Regions from separate parts of the Homo sapiens genome. Here region 1 is linked to region 2. Evidence: chromatin loops called from intact Hi-C (ENCODE). Cell type or tissue: Caco-2. All regions are shown on one strand.

What was found. A loop is a pair of places that touch in the nucleus more often than their neighbours do. Peaks named below come from ENCODE experiments on the same cell type or tissue, not always from the same donor. Only the 100,000 strongest peaks of a DNase experiment are listed, where the experiment ranks them.
Region 1: a loop joins it to region 2, with 5 times the contacts of the local background. A loop is called at or near these places in 12 of 110 quality-filtered maps.

Annotation. Positions count from the first base shown.
Region 1 is chr2:43,020,176-43,028,175 of GRCh38, reverse strand. It overlaps LINC01819 (long intergenic non-protein coding RNA 1819), which reads left to right. Exons shown (of 6, transcript NR_110585.1): 6 at 1-323. Among named protein-coding and RNA genes, the nearest start is that of LINC01819, 15 kb to the left of the region's middle. RefSeq lists enhancers at 357-1,172, 1,173-1,989. In Caco-2, CTCF peaks have their summits at 3,516 (motif pointing left) and 5,739 (motif pointing right); DNase peaks (open chromatin) are centred at 3,515, 5,835 and 6,135.
Region 2 is chr2:42,824,778-42,832,777 of GRCh38, reverse strand. It overlaps the pseudogene CHORDC1P1. Among named protein-coding and RNA genes, the nearest start is that of TRI-TAT2-1, 18 kb to the right of the region's middle. In Caco-2, CTCF peaks have their summits at 3,754 (motif pointing left) and 4,994 (motif pointing left); DNase peaks (open chromatin) are centred at 3,737 and 4,977; H3K4me3 peaks cover 224 bases.

The DNA of each region.
Region 1 (8,000 bases), 200 kb before region 2:
ACTTAGCGCGTGCAATCAAGGATCTCCAGATGGGGATAACCCAGGTGTGCCCAACCTAATCTCAGTGTCCTTGGAAGAGGGATGCAGAAGGAGTCAGAATCAGAGAAGAAGGTGACACGATGAAGGAATCCGAAATTAGAGTGATGCTCTTTGAAGATGGAGGAAGGGACCACAAGCTGAGAAATAGAGGTGGCCACTAGACACTGAAAAAGGCAAGGAAGTGGATTCTCCCCTGGAGCCTCCAGAAGGAACCAGCTCTGCCGACACCTTGACATTAGCCCATTGAGACTGATTTAAGGGCTGCTGGCCTCCAGAATTGTAAGAGAATAAACGTGTGTTGTTTAAGGCCCTTGGTTAGTAGCGATTTGCTACAGCAGCTGCAGAAACCTAATAAGTATAGGTTCCACCTAGAGACGCAGAACTAGCCAGCGGCCGATCCTGCTCCGGGACCCTGCAGGCCCCAGCTCTATGGAATCCTGTCGCACACGGGATGGACGTGGGCTAGAGGCGGAGGTGAGGCCCCAAGGAGGCCCACAGACCAGGGCCTCCAGGGAATGTGCGTGAGTGCGCAGGGGTGCGTGTGTGAGAAGGGGAGGAACTTGTCTTCTTCGTGCATTGGGGATTTTCTAGGCAGACAATCCTCCAAAGTCATGTCAACATTTTTCTCTCCAGGAAAAAATAACTCAAGTCTCTATCAGAAACGTCAGAGTTTCACATGCACACCAGTAGACAGACTTGTGGGTGCCAGCGAGAAATGAGCTGCACCCTGGCCCTGGGCACCTTTCATCTTCAGCGGGCGGGGAGCTAGGCAGAGGGGGTGGGGGGAACCAACACAGCCACTGTGGACACATTGTGCCATCTGGACTTCCCCAGAGCTCTGGGAGTCCTATGGCGGGAGTGGCCCCACCCCTACCACACAATGCTTCCCACTTCCACCAAATCTCTGGGAAGATTCAACACATTTCTTAGCAGCCGAGAGCCATTGGAATTTCCAGCCTTATCCCAGATGTGAGGCTGACCACGATGGGAGTTTGGCTTTGTAAGGCATCTGGGGGGCTGGCAGTGCCCTCAGGCCCCCCAGCACTGGCCCGGCTGGGCTAACGTGCGTGATCCTCCTCACTCTGGGTCCTGCTGTTGGGCTTTCTGTGGCGAGCCGAAGAGAGCCCATGCATGTGGTTTTCGCACATGTGGAGAGGGCTGGGGGGCCTGAAGCCAGCAGGGTGGAGCCCCACAGTCAGGAAGAGACAGACAGCCTCTGGGGCCAGGAGTGGGGGCCGTGACAGGACGGGAATCCAGAGGGGTAAGGGGACTGAGGGAGAGCCAGAGAGGAGCGTTCAGGGAGAGTGGACACAAGCCTGAGGTCTGGCGGGGGCTAGATGTGGAGCCGGTTGGGTGGGGATGAGGGAGGCTCAGGGGTTTAGGGGCTCAAGGGCTTGGTGTGAGCTGGGGTCATAGCTGGTGCCTGGCCACGGGCTGCTGGGAGGGTAGGAAGCGAGGACAATGACCCTTTACCCAGCCAGTGAGCCCTAGTTCCTGGTGCCAAGAGCTGCTCACTCCAGGGCCAGTATTGTGGGAGGCAGGTAGAGAGCTGCAGTGGGGGAAATGCATGCCCATGGCTGGCTCACCCGTGTCGGGGAGAAAGGCAGTGGCCATGAGGGAAAGCACAGGGGAAAGCCCTCCAGGGCCAGCGGGCTCTTCAGCAGGAATGCGGGTCCTCAATGGGTGAAACCATGGGGGGAATAGGAATGTCACCCCTTTTTGCCAGTCTGTCTGTGATTGTCCTCTTTGTTAGAATAATGGCCCCCTGAAGATGTCCACATCCTAATCCCTAGAACCTGTGAATGTCACCTCAAAGGCAAAAGGGACTTGTAGATGTAATTCTGTTAAGGGTCTTAAGATGGGGAGATTATCATGGATTATCTGGGAAGGCCCAACATCATCACAAGGGTCCACATAAGAGGGAGGCAGGAAGGTCAAAGGCAGTGAAAAGGCATGTGCGAGCAGACAGAAGGGAGACTTGAAGATATCACGTGCAGCTGATTTCATTTGTTTGTTTTTGTTTAGAAACAGGGACTGGCACTGTTGCCAAGGCTGGAGTGCAGTGGTGTGATCTCGGTTCACTGCAACCTCTGCCTCCTGGGCTCAAGTGATCCTCCCACTTTAGCTTCCTGAGTAGCTGGAACTACAGGCGTGTACCACCACACTGGCTAATTTTTAAAATTTTTGTAGAGATGGGGTCTCACTATACTGCCCAGGCTCAGCTGACTTTGAAGATGGAGGCAGGGGCCCCAAGCCAAGGAATGCAGGTGGCCTCTAGAAGTGGGAAAGGCAAGGAAATGGGTTCTCCCCTAGATCCTCCAGAAGGAGAGCAGCCCTGCCAACACCTTGTTTTTAGCCCAAAGATGCTGATTTTGCCCTTCTGGCCTCCAGAGCTGTATAAATTTGTGTTGCTTTAAGCCGCTAAGTTGGTGGCGATTTGTTACAGCAGCAGTGGGAAGTAAACACACCTTCCCATCATGTGGTAGGCTCCAGACTCTGCCCTACTCCCTGCGGCAAGGATTTTCAGCGTGACATGGGTAAGGGGCCTCCCTTCTGCCTGCCCCCCAGCACTGACTGAGCTCCAGTGCAGGGCCTCAGGCCAGGAGCAGAGCTAGGCCTTGTCCAGGGCTTTTCCTTGCACTTTCCCTCATGGCCACTGCCTTTGCTCACCCATGGGTGAGTCAGCCATGGGCATGTGGTTCCCCCACTGCAGCTCTCTGCCTCCCACCATACTCTGTGGCTCCACTGCCCCCCGCAACAATGAGAATAATGTTTACCAGCTACAGAGAGAGAGGGAGAGGGAGAGAGAGAGAGAGAGAGAGAGAGAGAGAGAGAGAGAGAGCGCGAGAGCGAGCGAGAGAGCGCTCTGGAAGGCCTTGCTTCCTGGGAACTGGTTGTCAGCAACACCTGCTGTAAATGAGGTTTTAACAAACAAATTCAGGGTCTGTGCTAAGGAAGGGGCAGGAGGTGGCCAGGTTGGGTCAGTGTGTGTGGACATGGGACAGTACAGACGACCCCACATCCCTGCCTCCTAGAATGTTGAGATGTCAAAGCATCCCCTTCCCCAGGTCACTTATTTTTCTCCTCTCTCCTTACAAGCCCAAGCATAGACAACTATGCACAAATGATGCAGGACTCACTTGCACACAGATATACGCAGGGCCACAAGCAGTGCCAACATGTGCGAAGATGGAATGGGCAAACATACACGCAGAGACACCACCCAGCACACTTACAAACATGCATGCACCCACAGACACCTACACACCCATAAATGCACATACACCCACTTCCCGCACTTACATACCCCCACACGGATGCACACAAATACAGACACACCTATGCATGAGTCAAGACCACCCATGCAGTGGACCCCTGGACATCTGTGAGCAGGGCGGAAGGTGCAGGGCATCCTTCCATTCCCTCCCCCACCCCAAGCCCTCTGCTCCCTGCTCTGGAGACCTCTGCTGGTGAGGCCAGGAACGGACGGCCAGCCCCTCCTTGGCTCTGGAGCTGAAGGAGGGGAGATGGGAAAAGAGGGACCAACCAGGGCCACCTCCCAGGCTTTCGGCACTGCTGACTCCACCTGGCCCAAAGGACTTTATTCACTCTCCAATTCCAGCACCGAAGGAGAGATTTCTCCTGCAAAGATCTCTCTTGGGCTTTTTGCTGACCCAGGCCCACCCTGTTCTATCAGTGGACACTTCTAGTGTTTCTGCTGCGGAGGAGGGGGTTTCCCTCTACAGAACAAGGCTCCTTCACTTTCCCATGCTGGCTCCTCACACCCCCCTCACCCCCCCAGGGCTGTTTTGTGGCCGTCCTGGGCAGGCAGTCTTCCTCCCTGCTGCCCACTGGATATCTGAGTGGGCTCGTAGCTCCCTGTTCGAACCTCCACCCCCTATGGCCCCTCATAGGTCCTACCCTCCTGTTCTCAAGGGCTTTTTCTTTCCATTTTGTCCTGCAGGAAGGGGAGGAAGTGAAGATCTTCAGACTAAGATGGATGAAGCTGAATTCAGATCTCAGCTCCAAGGTAGGATGGCAGCTCTCAACAGCTCTCAGCAGCTCTTAACCTCTTGGGCAGCTAACCTAACTGCCCTCAGCCTCAGTTGCACCAGGTGGAATGGAGCTTATGATAGTGCCCTGGCAGGGAGATGAAATGAGATAACATGCTCAGTGCCCAGCACCCAGAAGCTTCCCAGGGTGCCATCTTTCGGAGGCACTCCAACATCACTGGAAATAAAAGGAGACCAAGAAAACCATATCTGCAACTCCTCTATGGGACAGTTGCATGTTTTAATGAGTGGTTTGCAATAGGGTGATTAGGGATACCCCCAAAAGAGCAGGCTAGTATAATAGCAGTCAGTCTCTAAGGAAGGTGGGGAAGGTCTCTGCAGAGTTTTTGTCTCATTGGGGTGAGAGCTGAACCGCTCAGAGGAGATGGAGTGTTGCTAACAGGGACCCTCTTCTCTGCCTACTTGGTAACGGGGACCCTCTTCTCTGTCTACTCCCTCATTCCTCCAAGCACAGATCAGTTTCTGCTACACTAAAGTGGAACATAGTAAAAGAATATGGCTTTGGTAGGATATGAAATTATTCACCTGCCTGGAGTCTCCATGTGTTTCCACTGGGCCCTTCTTGTCAGGTAGAAGTCAGTTGGGTCTGTCTCCAGTCTTGGCACTAAAACTCTCTCCAGATCCTCCACTCAACCCGGCCTCCTCACATCCTCTCTGCCTAGTCTCTGTGCTCACATCGCTACTTAACTCATCACTCCACACCTCGTTCCCCCAACCTTAGGCCACTGGCACAACCCATTTCGGAAGCCTCAAGACTTCTTCAAGGATCAGGATTTCCATTTTGGGGAAATCAGATAGTTCTCATATACTAGCCTGTTTGAAATGGCAACAGGAACAAGAAGCAGCAGCCACCATCCTGCTCAGAAAGCATCTCATGACCTTTCCTTTAAATATCTTCGTCAGGCTGTCCCGACTTTCCAATGGGTTAGATTTCAAAATGTTTCTATGAAGTGGTTTGGCATTTCACACAATGAGCCAATAGAAAGTCGAGAACTCAGGGTTATGAATGGGGCTCAGTTTTCCAGGTTGGGGCATAATAAATGCCCATTAAACCCATCTCAAAGCTGGGCTGCCATTCAGCTACACGGGAAGGACAGAAAACCCTACTGTTGCAAGACCTGTAGTAGAAATGGAAAAATCACAATGCGGATCTGGAAAAGTCAACCTATTTTCTCTTGAAAACTGATGCTTGAAGGAAAGCAGGGTTCTTAACAGGAGGATGGGCAGATGGGTGTGGCATTCTGAAGGAAAGTTTTCAAGGGCTTTTGAAGTCGAAAACTTCTATTCTTCATCATTCTAGTTATCTCTCTGACTTTCAGTCTGCCTTTTTCTTGACTTGGGGGTGGGCCTGCCCTGTCTCAGTCAGCACGTTGGCTGGGTAGACTGAACATACAGTGGGAAAAGGACCTCTTGAGGTAATTGGGGTAAGGTCGGAAGAAAGGGAGATGACCGAAGTAGGCTCTGGGATTTGGAATTTCTGTTTTAAAGATGGCCTGAGGAAGAATGAGCAGAACTGAACCCATTACAGTTTAAAACAAAAACAAAAAACAGGGAAGAATAGAGAGATTACGGAACATGTGTGACCGCCCCCCCCCCCCCCAACCTCCCAGACAAGTTCCAAGGCTGACCACCAGGTGACACCACAGGCCCAGGACAGCTTGGTTGCTGTCTGCAGTCAGTGGGGGACCTCAAGTAAGTTGGGGAGCCAGCCAGCGGTTCAGATCCGCCTTCATTCTGACTGCCCTGGAGGCAAAGCCAGCCAATGCCCTTCTCCTGCTTTCCCGGGTCACCACCTGGGCTCTCCTGAAGGGATTCTGCTGATAATCAAGGTGAGGTGGGGTGTGGAATGGTGCTCAGAGGGCCAGGGTCCAGGGAGAAGAGGCTGAATGAGGAGCAGAGGAAGGGGCTCGGGAAGGCAGTCACAGAACCCGATAGCAGAGGGGATGGAAAACAATGAACCTTTATTGAGAGTCCGCCCCCACTCACAGGTTCTGGCCAAGGGAGGCCCAGAGGGGAAATCAAGCAGCCCCACCCACAGGGCTGCCCACAGATGCAGGTGATTCACAGTTTAGGCTGGGCTGATAACAGCCCCCGCCAGCTGAGAATGGGGCCTTTGTGCAGTGCCGTCCTCGGGCCCCCTCGCAGCTGGGCCGGCTGCAGCAAGCCTGGGAGGAGGGCTGGATGGCAGGCGGCGGCGGGGCTGGATGGGAAAATGCGGAGAAACCCAGCAGCCTCCGCGGTGAAGGGAACTTTGAGGTGCCACAGGGCACATGTGCAGGGGAGAGAGACGGCGTGGTTGGAGCACTTTCCTTCCAGATTTTCCATCTCAGCTGTGTCCCCCAGCCATTCACTCATTTCCCCAGGGATAAAAAAAAAAAAAAAAAAAAAAAAAAAAAAAACGCGGCTTGCAGTACTAAGGGTTGCGAATGGCTCAAACTTGACTTGAATCAGCTTGGTGAGAGGGGGATGTTGACTATTGGCTCAAGCAGGGCAAAGACAGAGCAGGCCCTGAAGAGGCCAGAATGAGGCCTACTCACCCACCAGACTATCACCTCCTGTCTCTTCTCTCTCTGTCTCTCAGAGGTGAGCAACACCCTTTCTTCCGCAAATGGGCTTTGTGCACCCTCCTTCCCCTGCAGGAATAATGCCTGTGGTCGGTTCAGCATTACATCCTCACAGTCTCATGACCAGAAAGGAAATTGTACTGTCTGCTACCAGGCTTGCTTAGAAAAAGTCCTGAGGGGAGTTTGAGACCGTCCTGGGCAACATAGTGAGACCCCGTCTCTATGAATTTTTTTTTTTTTTAAGTTAGCCGGATGTGGTCGTGCGTGCCTGTAGTCCCATCTACTCCAGAGGCTGAGGTGGGAGGATTGCTTGAGCCCAGTTCAAGGTTGCAGTGAGCCATGATCATGCCACTGCACTCCAGCCTGGGCAACAGAGCAAGACCCTGTCTCAACTTTTTTTTTTTTTTTTTTTGAGATGGAGTGTTGCTCTGTCGTCCAGGCTGGAGTGCAGTGGTGCAATCTCAATCTCGGCTCACTGCAACCCCTGGCTCCCACGTTCCAGCGATTCTCCCACCTCAGCCTCCCGAGTAGCTGGGATTATAGGTGCACCACCACACCCGGCTAATTTTTGTATTTTTTGTGGAGATGGGGTTTTGCCACGTTGGCCAGACTGGTCTCAAACTCCTGACCTCAGGTGATCCACCGTCTTGGCCTCCCAAAGTGCTGGGATCACAGGTGTGAACCACCATGCCCAGCCTTCAACTTTTTTGAAAAAAAGAAAAGAAAAGCAAAAGGCCTGAGGAAGAACCCTGATTGGATCCACTTGAATCATGTGTCCAGTTCTGGGCAATTGCTGTGGTCAGAGGTCATTTTCCCAGATTGAGTCCCTTGCCTGCCCCTGTGGCCAGGGGGAGTGGGGCACATGGCAGACAAATCCAAGAACCTTCTTGCTGTGTACTTGGGGTCTCATGTGGCAGAACTGCTAGTTGGCCCCCAGAACAATTTTCCCTTTTCTCTCATAGACCAAAAGGTGTTTACTGGAATAAAAACTACATTTTCCAGGCTCCCTTGCAGCTAAGTATAGCTACATGTCTAACAGTTCTGGCCAATGGGATATGAGCAAAAGCATTGTCTGTGACTTCCAGATGGTGTCCTTAAAAGGAGAGAACCTGCTTCTGGGGCCCTCTCTCCCCAACTTCGTGCAGGCTAGAAGCCTATGTGATGGAGTGTCATCTTGGATCCTATGGGTGAGGGCAGGACCAGAGGGATGGCACATCAGTAAGTGAGTTAGAAGAAGTACAAGTGCCTGATACTATTTTGATCCCAAACTGTCTATGCCTGGACTGTTGCACAAGAGGAAAGAAACAGCGATCTTGTTTGAGCC
Region 2 (8,000 bases):
AGTGTATCTAGTAAAGGTATAGGGGTGTCTTTATGTCTTTGTTTATGAAGATATACTCATCTAAGTGTCTGTGTCTATGTTTCTGTGTGTCCAATGATAAGAACAACTGGCATCTATTGAGTGCCTTCTGTGTCAGGCATTAAGTTCTACAGGTATTCACATGGAAACATACACATACGTGGATGTAAATGGCAAGTACACATCCAGCCTGATTTACGATATCATAGGCATTGTTCTAACACTATAAATAGGATTAAGTTTGGGAGGCCGAGGTGGACATGTTTCTGGGGGGTCCTTGCTCCCAGAGCTCCCAAGATGGTGGCAGGTGGCTTCCAAAATGGCAGCCGGCTGCTTCCAAGATGGTGGCAAGCCTAATGTTCTCTGACCTGGGGTTCTTGGCCTCACGGATCCCAAGGAATGGAATCTTGGGCCATGAGGTGAGTGTTAAAGCTCTATTAGAAGCCATGGGTTATGGAAGAGAACCGTGGAAACCAGTGACTAGTGTTCAGCTCGATCAGGATGAACCCGGGCACTTAGCCATGAAGGAACAATGGCAAGCCTTTAGCCCCATCGGGAGTGGCAATGGGTGCCTCGCTGGATCAGGAGCACAGCGGACACCCTGTGTCTGGAGGGATGGAAGTCAGCGGCGGGTCTGCCATGGCGGCAAACAGCAGTGGTGGACGGCGAGCGAAAGCTCAGCTCCAGCCGTAACAAACACAGACCAGAAGAGAGTGCTGTTGCAAGATTTAATAGAGTGAAAACAGAGCTCCCATACAAAGGGAGGGGACCCAAAGAGGGTAGATGTTGACGGCTCGCATGCCTGGGTTTACATCCCGATCACTGTCCCTCCTGCTGTGCTCTCAGGAGACAGATGATTGGCTATTTCTTTACCTCTTGTTTTTGCCTAATTAGCTTTTTAGTGAGTTATCTTTACTACCTGATTGGTCAGTGTGAGCTAAGTTGCAAGCCCCGCGTTTAAAAGTGGACGCGGTCACCTTCCCAGCTAGGCTTAGGGAGTCTTAGTCGGCCTAGGAAATCCAGCTAGTCCTGTCTCTCAGACGGATCACTTGAGGTCAGGAGTTCGAGACCAGCCTGGCCAACACGGCGAAACCCTGTCTCTACTAAAAATACAAAAATTAGCCGGGCATGGTGGCAGGCATCTATAATCCTCGCTACTTGGGAAGCTAAGGCAGGAGAATTGCTTGAACCAGGGAGGCGGAGGTTGCAGTGAGCTGAGATCGTGCCACTGCACTCCAGCCTGGGTGACAGAGCCTGACTTCGTCTCAAAAAGAAAGGATTAAGTAATTTCATCCTTGCAACAACTACATGAGGTAGCTATGGTTATTTACCCCACCCCACCCCCACATCCAGCCACATGTGCCAGTGAGTACCTGTAAGTGTGGCCATCTGCCTCAGCCCTGCCCAGTAAGACCCCCTTCCTGAGGGAGTCACGTGAGGGAAAGCAGTGAATGAAACCCACCACCAGCCCCTTCCCCAGGTTCCCTATTGGCTTGAATTGCCCATGTCACATTTCCTCCAGTAGGAAAGGACAAATGAGGAGCCTGGACAAGAGCCCACCAATCACAGCCTTCCTTTCATCCTATGAATTGGTCTTGCCTTGGCCCCAGGCTAAGAGCCTCCTTTTGAGAGTCCTTGAGCTCTGCAGGGGTTCCAACTGGGCCACGCCATCTTTACATAGGGGTGTGATTTTTTTTTTCTTTTTTCTTTTTTTTTTGCTGAGTGGCATCTACTTCTGACTCATGGCGTATCCTCCCTGGAAGGACAGATCCTAACACCAGCAAGATAGTGAATTCTCCTTGTGGATAAACCCCCCATGTTTTATGTGTTATGTCTCCTCTGGTTGCATTCGCCAATGTTGGTAACATTTGAAGCTTAAAAGGATGATATTTGAAAAATTTTGGGCCAGGCACAATGGCTCACGCCTGTAATCCCCATACTTTGGGAAGCTGAGGCAAGGGGATTGCTTGAGCTCAGGAGTTCAAGACCAGCCTGGGCAGCACAGCAAGACCCCATCTATTGAAAAAAAAATAGAAAAATTAGCCAGGTGTGGTGGCACACACCCCTAGTCCCAGCTACCTAGAGGCTGAGGTAGGAGGAGCACTTGAGTCCACGTGTTCAAGATTACAGTGAGCTATGATCGCACGACTGTACTCCAGCCTGAGCAATAGAATGATATCCTATCTCTTAAAAAATAATAATAATAATTCTGTTGCCCGGGTTGGAGTGCAGTGCTTTTCTCTTTTGCCTTGATGGGTACATGATCTTCATCTTCATTGGCCTGAGGCATGCATCTCTGCTTAAAGAGAGACCAGGATTAATGTTTGATATAGACAGAATGCACAGAAGAAAAAATGTGGTAATGTTTGGTATTTGACATGCAAAATAGGATTATGCTGCAGATCAAAAGTCTTCTAAAGCAGGCTATTCTTTTGAGAGCATGTTTCCTGGATTCCCTCATCCCTCTCCTTGGGTGTGGCCCTGGAATTTTATGTAATGGATGACTGAGCAAGAAGAGGAAGAGTGTTGGTCCCCTCCTTCCTGCCCAGGGGATGGTACGAAGGGGATTAGAAGGATAACAAGCAGAGCCAAGCACTGGCCCACTCACCCCTCCCTGAGAGAAAGAAGCCCTTGTCCCCAACTCACATTGGAACTCTGGGAAGAAGTGGCATCCCAGGCAGCTGCAAACCAACTCGGCCTCTGCCTCCAGCACCAGGGCTCCCCGGTAAGGGAGAGGCACCACTAAAGTTCAGCTTTCAAAGCCAACTTCCATTCCTGTGAGCCAGCAGCCCTACTGGGGCCATGGTGGCACAGCTAGGAGACTTGGTGGGGAGGAGGGGCCCAGGTGCAGGAGGGCTGGCCAGCCAGGGGCGCCACATGGGCTCTAGTCAGATCAGGAGGGACTGGACCATGAGTTTCATAAACTCAGCTTCTAGTATGATCAGTGGCCAGGAGGGACAGGGGACCTTGCTGGGTCTAGAGGACACCACACCCCAGGATCCCAACTCATGCCTCCTACCAGATGCCACACAAGCTGCCCTTGACTGTCTACAAAACCCCAACAGCACCACAGTGGGAGAAGCTGGGCAAAGCAGTCTGAGAACTAAGCATTTTATCCAAGAGAAATTAATAAGATCACTTAACAAGACCGGCTAAACTCTCTGGCCCCAGGATGTTCAAATCAAGTTGAAAATTTCATTGTTTTTCTCGCTTATCATCAGGCAGGGGTTGGAAGAAAGGCCAGATTCATTATAGACTCATAAATAAGGAAATTACCTTTTTTTTGCACAAATAAATTATAGAGTGAATTAAGTTTTCAACTCTGTTGCACACACAAAAATAGAGGAATTCCTGCTGCCCCACTGCAATGCTGGCTGACTTTTCCAACCAAAGACAAGGACCCAAGCCTTCTGGATCCCCAGTTCCCTCCTCCAGGTGGTGGGGGACACCGTTGTGGCAGAGAGAGGTAAGGTCCCCCTTCAGCCTAAGTGGTCACATTAGCCCTCTTGGGCTCATGCACCAGATCCTGCTCTCCTGGCTTATCTGTGTTTCTTTGAGGGGAGGAATGAGATTTTCATTTTCTTTCCAGGCCCTTCCCATTCAGGGCATTTCAGATCCCTCCTTCCCATGACCCCTGAAATGAATTGGGTGAAGAATGGTCCCCTGCCCTACACGCTGCATGTCTGGGAGAGGCCAGAGGTGGAGCCGGCACATGCAAAGGCAATGCTGCCACCTGCTGGCGCCACGAAGAGACACAGCAAAGGTGGGCAACCAAACCCCATTAGCCCTGGGGGAACTGCACAAGGATGTCTTGCAGCTGAATGGTACCTTTTTCCAATGCAGCTTCTTACCTGTTCCCTCATTTAGTCATCCAGTATGCCGGCTGGAACAAGAACATCATCCCATTTTATGGACGAGACAACTGACACCCATGAAAGGGCAGAATGCTGACTGAGGTCACATGTGTGGGGATGGCTTGAAGGCAATGCTCAGTCTCCTGCTTCCCAGCCAAGAGTTGTGTCCCCTCGTCAGTGCTCAGATGAGGTGTCTCAGAAAACGAGGGACCCCTATGAACAAGGTTTACGGGGCCATCCTCAACATCCAGGGAGGAAGAGTGAGGGCGGAGGGCACCAAGCAGTAATGCCCACCCTGCAGCTGGCTCAGGGCCTGATACACGTGTACAGCAACTCTGTTTCCCAAGGGTTCACACACCTTCCACACAGATTTTGTGGGTTTTTTTGTAGAGAAGGGGGTTTGTCCTGTTGCCCAGGCTGGTCTCGAACCCCTGGGCACAAGTGTGATGTTACTTTTCGATAAAGATCTGGAAGAGCTGACTCCTGCCCTAGGCCCGTGAGTCCTAATCTAAAAAACAGACGGTGAAAGAGGCAAGAGTCATCTTCCCAAATGGCAGCTGCAGGCGAAGTAGGTGGGGGGAACTCGCAGACGATGTTGTGTGGTCAGCAGGTGTGAGATGACCGGGCTGCATCCTCTCCCGCTGGGTGCTCAGCACTCGACTCTCCTCTTTGTTCCTGGCTCTTCCAGCCCAGGTCTTCATTTGGCGGAAACAGCCTGGAGGACAGAAAAAGTGCCTCTTCTCTGCCCGAGACCCTTCCCACGCGCACACGCCATGGGGAAGCAGCTCTTCCCTTTTCCCGACGTGGGAGATGACTGGGCCGGTGGGAAATCCCATGATTCCCCGGCAGCGGTCCATGTCCCTCCTGACAGCGGTCAGCGGTCAGCCTCACTTCCAGGACTCTGCATTGTCCCAAGCCTCCTCCTCTCCAGACCTTCTTCGCACCTCTCCCCGCGATTCTTGTCCTGGTAGGGTCCAGGAAACGCTGAAAGCTACGGATAGGCCCCCACGTTGCCCCGCAGGGTGCGGATGAAATCGCTGTCGGAGGCTGGTCCTGTGGCCGGCCCTGCCTGTCTCCTGGACCGAGAGGAGCCTTCTATGGCAGAGCCGCAGCGCCACCGTGTGGTAGAAGTCCGTCTGCACGGCCAGAAACGGCGGCTCAGAGCGGGCCCACAGAAATCCTTGTAATAGTCCACTGTCAAGGCCGGTGCTAGCGACACGGGAGTGGCAAATGCACCCTCTTGCCGTTCCCGGTGTTTGGGCCTTGCCTGTGACGGTGGGAAAAGAAAATGGCCTTGCTGTGCTACAACCGGGGCTGCGGTCAGCGCTTCGATCCTGAGATCAATTCCGATGATGCTTGCATATGCCACCCAGGTGTTCCAGTCTTTCACGATGCATTAAGGATTGGTCTTGATATAAGAGAAGAACAATTGATTTTTCTGATTTCTTAAGCATTGTAGGCTGTACAAAAGGTAGACATAATAGTGAGAAGCCACATGAGCCAGTCAAACCTGAAGTAAAGACTACTGAGAAGAAAGAACTATCTGAATTGAAACCCAAATTTCAGGAACACATCATTCAAGCCCCGAAGCCAGTAGAAGCAATCAAAAGGCCAAGCCCAGATGCACCAATGACAAATTTGGAATTAAAAATATCTGCCTCACCTGATAAACTTAAACTGTCATCAGGGAATGAAGAAGATAAGAAAGAAGAAGAGGCCAAGCGTGGTGGCTCACGCCTGTAATCCCATCACTTTGGGAGGCCGAGGCGGGCGGATCACAAGGTCAGAAGATCAAGACCATCCTGGCCAACATGGTGAAACCCCGTCTCTATTAAAAATACAAAATATTAGCCGGGCGTGGTGGTGCACACCTGTAGTCCCAGCTACTTGGGAGGCTGAGGCATGGGAATTGCTTGAACCTGGGAGGCAGAGGTTGCAGTGAGCCAAGATTGCACCACTGCACTCCAGCCTGGCAACAGAGCAAGACTCCACCAGAAAAAAAAAAAAAAAACAAAAAGAGAGCAACAAGACTGATGAAATTAAGATTGGGACCTCATGTAAGAATGGAGGGTGTTCAAAGACATATCGGGGTCTAGAGAGTCTAGAAGAAGTCTGTGTGTATCATTCTGGAGTACCTATTTTCCATGAGGGGATGAAATACTGGAGCTGTTGTAGAAGAAAAACTTCTGATTTTAATACATTCTTAGCCCAAGAGGGCTGTTCAACAGGGAAACACATATGGGCTAAAAAGGATGCTGGGGAAAATGTTCCACGTAGAGAGGACTGGCATCAGACTGAAGGTGAAGTTACCATTTCAGTATATGCTAAAAATTCACTTCCAGAACTTAGCCGAGTAGAAGTAAATAGCACGTTGTTAAATGTGCACATTGGATTTGAAGGAGAGAAGGGATTTCATCAAAATGTGAAATTATGGGGTGTGACTGATGTAAAGTGAAGTTATGTAACTATGACTGCAACAAAGATTGAGATCACTATGAGAAAAGCTGAACCGATGCAGTGGGCAAGCCTTGAACTGCCTGCAGCCAAAAAGCAGGAAAAACAAAAAGACAACACAACAGATTGAGCGGGACATGGGAGGAAGGCTATTACGTATTTCAGAATTCTTAATACTGTGTGAAGTGGTGACTTGCTGCTGTCATCTTTTGTTTTGTTGTTGTGTTACTCAATCGGGCATTTCAGGGTTAACATTAGGTTCTTAAAAGCCAAAGTCAGTTTGTCTTTTTGTGCCTCTCACCTTTCTTTTGTGTTATGTAAGATTGATTATTCGTTTCTCCTTACTGGTAGGAACCATAGTTGTGTCCTGTACTTGAAGAAGCTAGAAAATCTCCCATAACCATAATTGCAGTATTTCTTCGTATTTCTCTGTTAAGCAGAGAAATATTAAGAACATGATATTTACTTCTTTCTATTATTCCATAATTAGTAAAGGAAGATGAAGTGTCCATTTTTAATCAGTTTTTACATGGATTTATGTTCTTACATTATTTGAAAATATTTAAGAAAGAGATGAAGCTCTGCAGTTTTTTCTATGTGGGATGATTACTTTTTTAAGGAAGATTAATTCTGAGGTAGTGTAGTAAGTAAAGAGGAATATATAAATTGTTTAACAAATTAGAATTTGTTTACAACTAATTGAATTTTTAAATTACGTCAAAACTTACATTACTTGCCAAGCAGTATGATGTAAGAGTATAGGAAACATAAAATAAGAATACAGAGGTATCAATTTGGTTAAAATTCACCATTTTAGGCTGGGCACGGTGGCTCACGCCTGTAATCCCAGCACTTTGGGAGGTCGAGGTGGGAGGATCACAAGGTCAGGAGTTCGAGACCAGCCTGGCCAATATGGTGAACCCTCGTCTCTACTAAAAATACAAAAAAATTAGCTGGGCATGGTGGCACATGCCTGTAATCCCAGCTACTTGGAAGGCTGAGGCAGGAGAATTGCTTGAATCTGGGAGGCAGAGGTTGCAGTGAGCCGAGATCACGCCACTGAACTCCAGCCTGGGTGACAGAGCAAGATTCTGTCTAAAAAAAAAAAAAAAAAATTCACCATTTTATAAGACTAAGCAATAATCTTAAAAATCTCTTTCCTGAATATTTAAATGTGTTTCTATGGTGTTATGACTAAACTGTTAATTATTTAGAGATTAAACCCTCTTAAAAACCTTTAATTAGTTACATATAGAAAGAAATTATAGGCCGGGCGCAGTGGCTCATGCCTGTAATCCCAGCACTTTGGGAGGCCAAGGAGGGCAGATCATGAGGTCAGGAGTTTGAGACCATCCTGACCAACATGGTGAAACGCCGTCTCTACTAAAAATATAAAAATTAGCCAGGCGTGGTGGCATGTGCCTGTAATTCCAGCTACTCGAGAGGCTGAGGCAGGAGAATTGCTTGAATCTGGGAGGAAGAGGTTGCAGTGAGCCGAGATCACGCCACTGCACTCCAGCCAGGGTGACAGATCGAGAATCCATCTCAAAAAAAAAAAAAAAAAAAGAAAGAAAGAAATTACATATATCTTGCCTCCCTGATGGAAAACTATATAAAATTGTAGACTTAAAAGGTTTGTGGAAATACATTAGGATATCAGAAAACTAAATATAT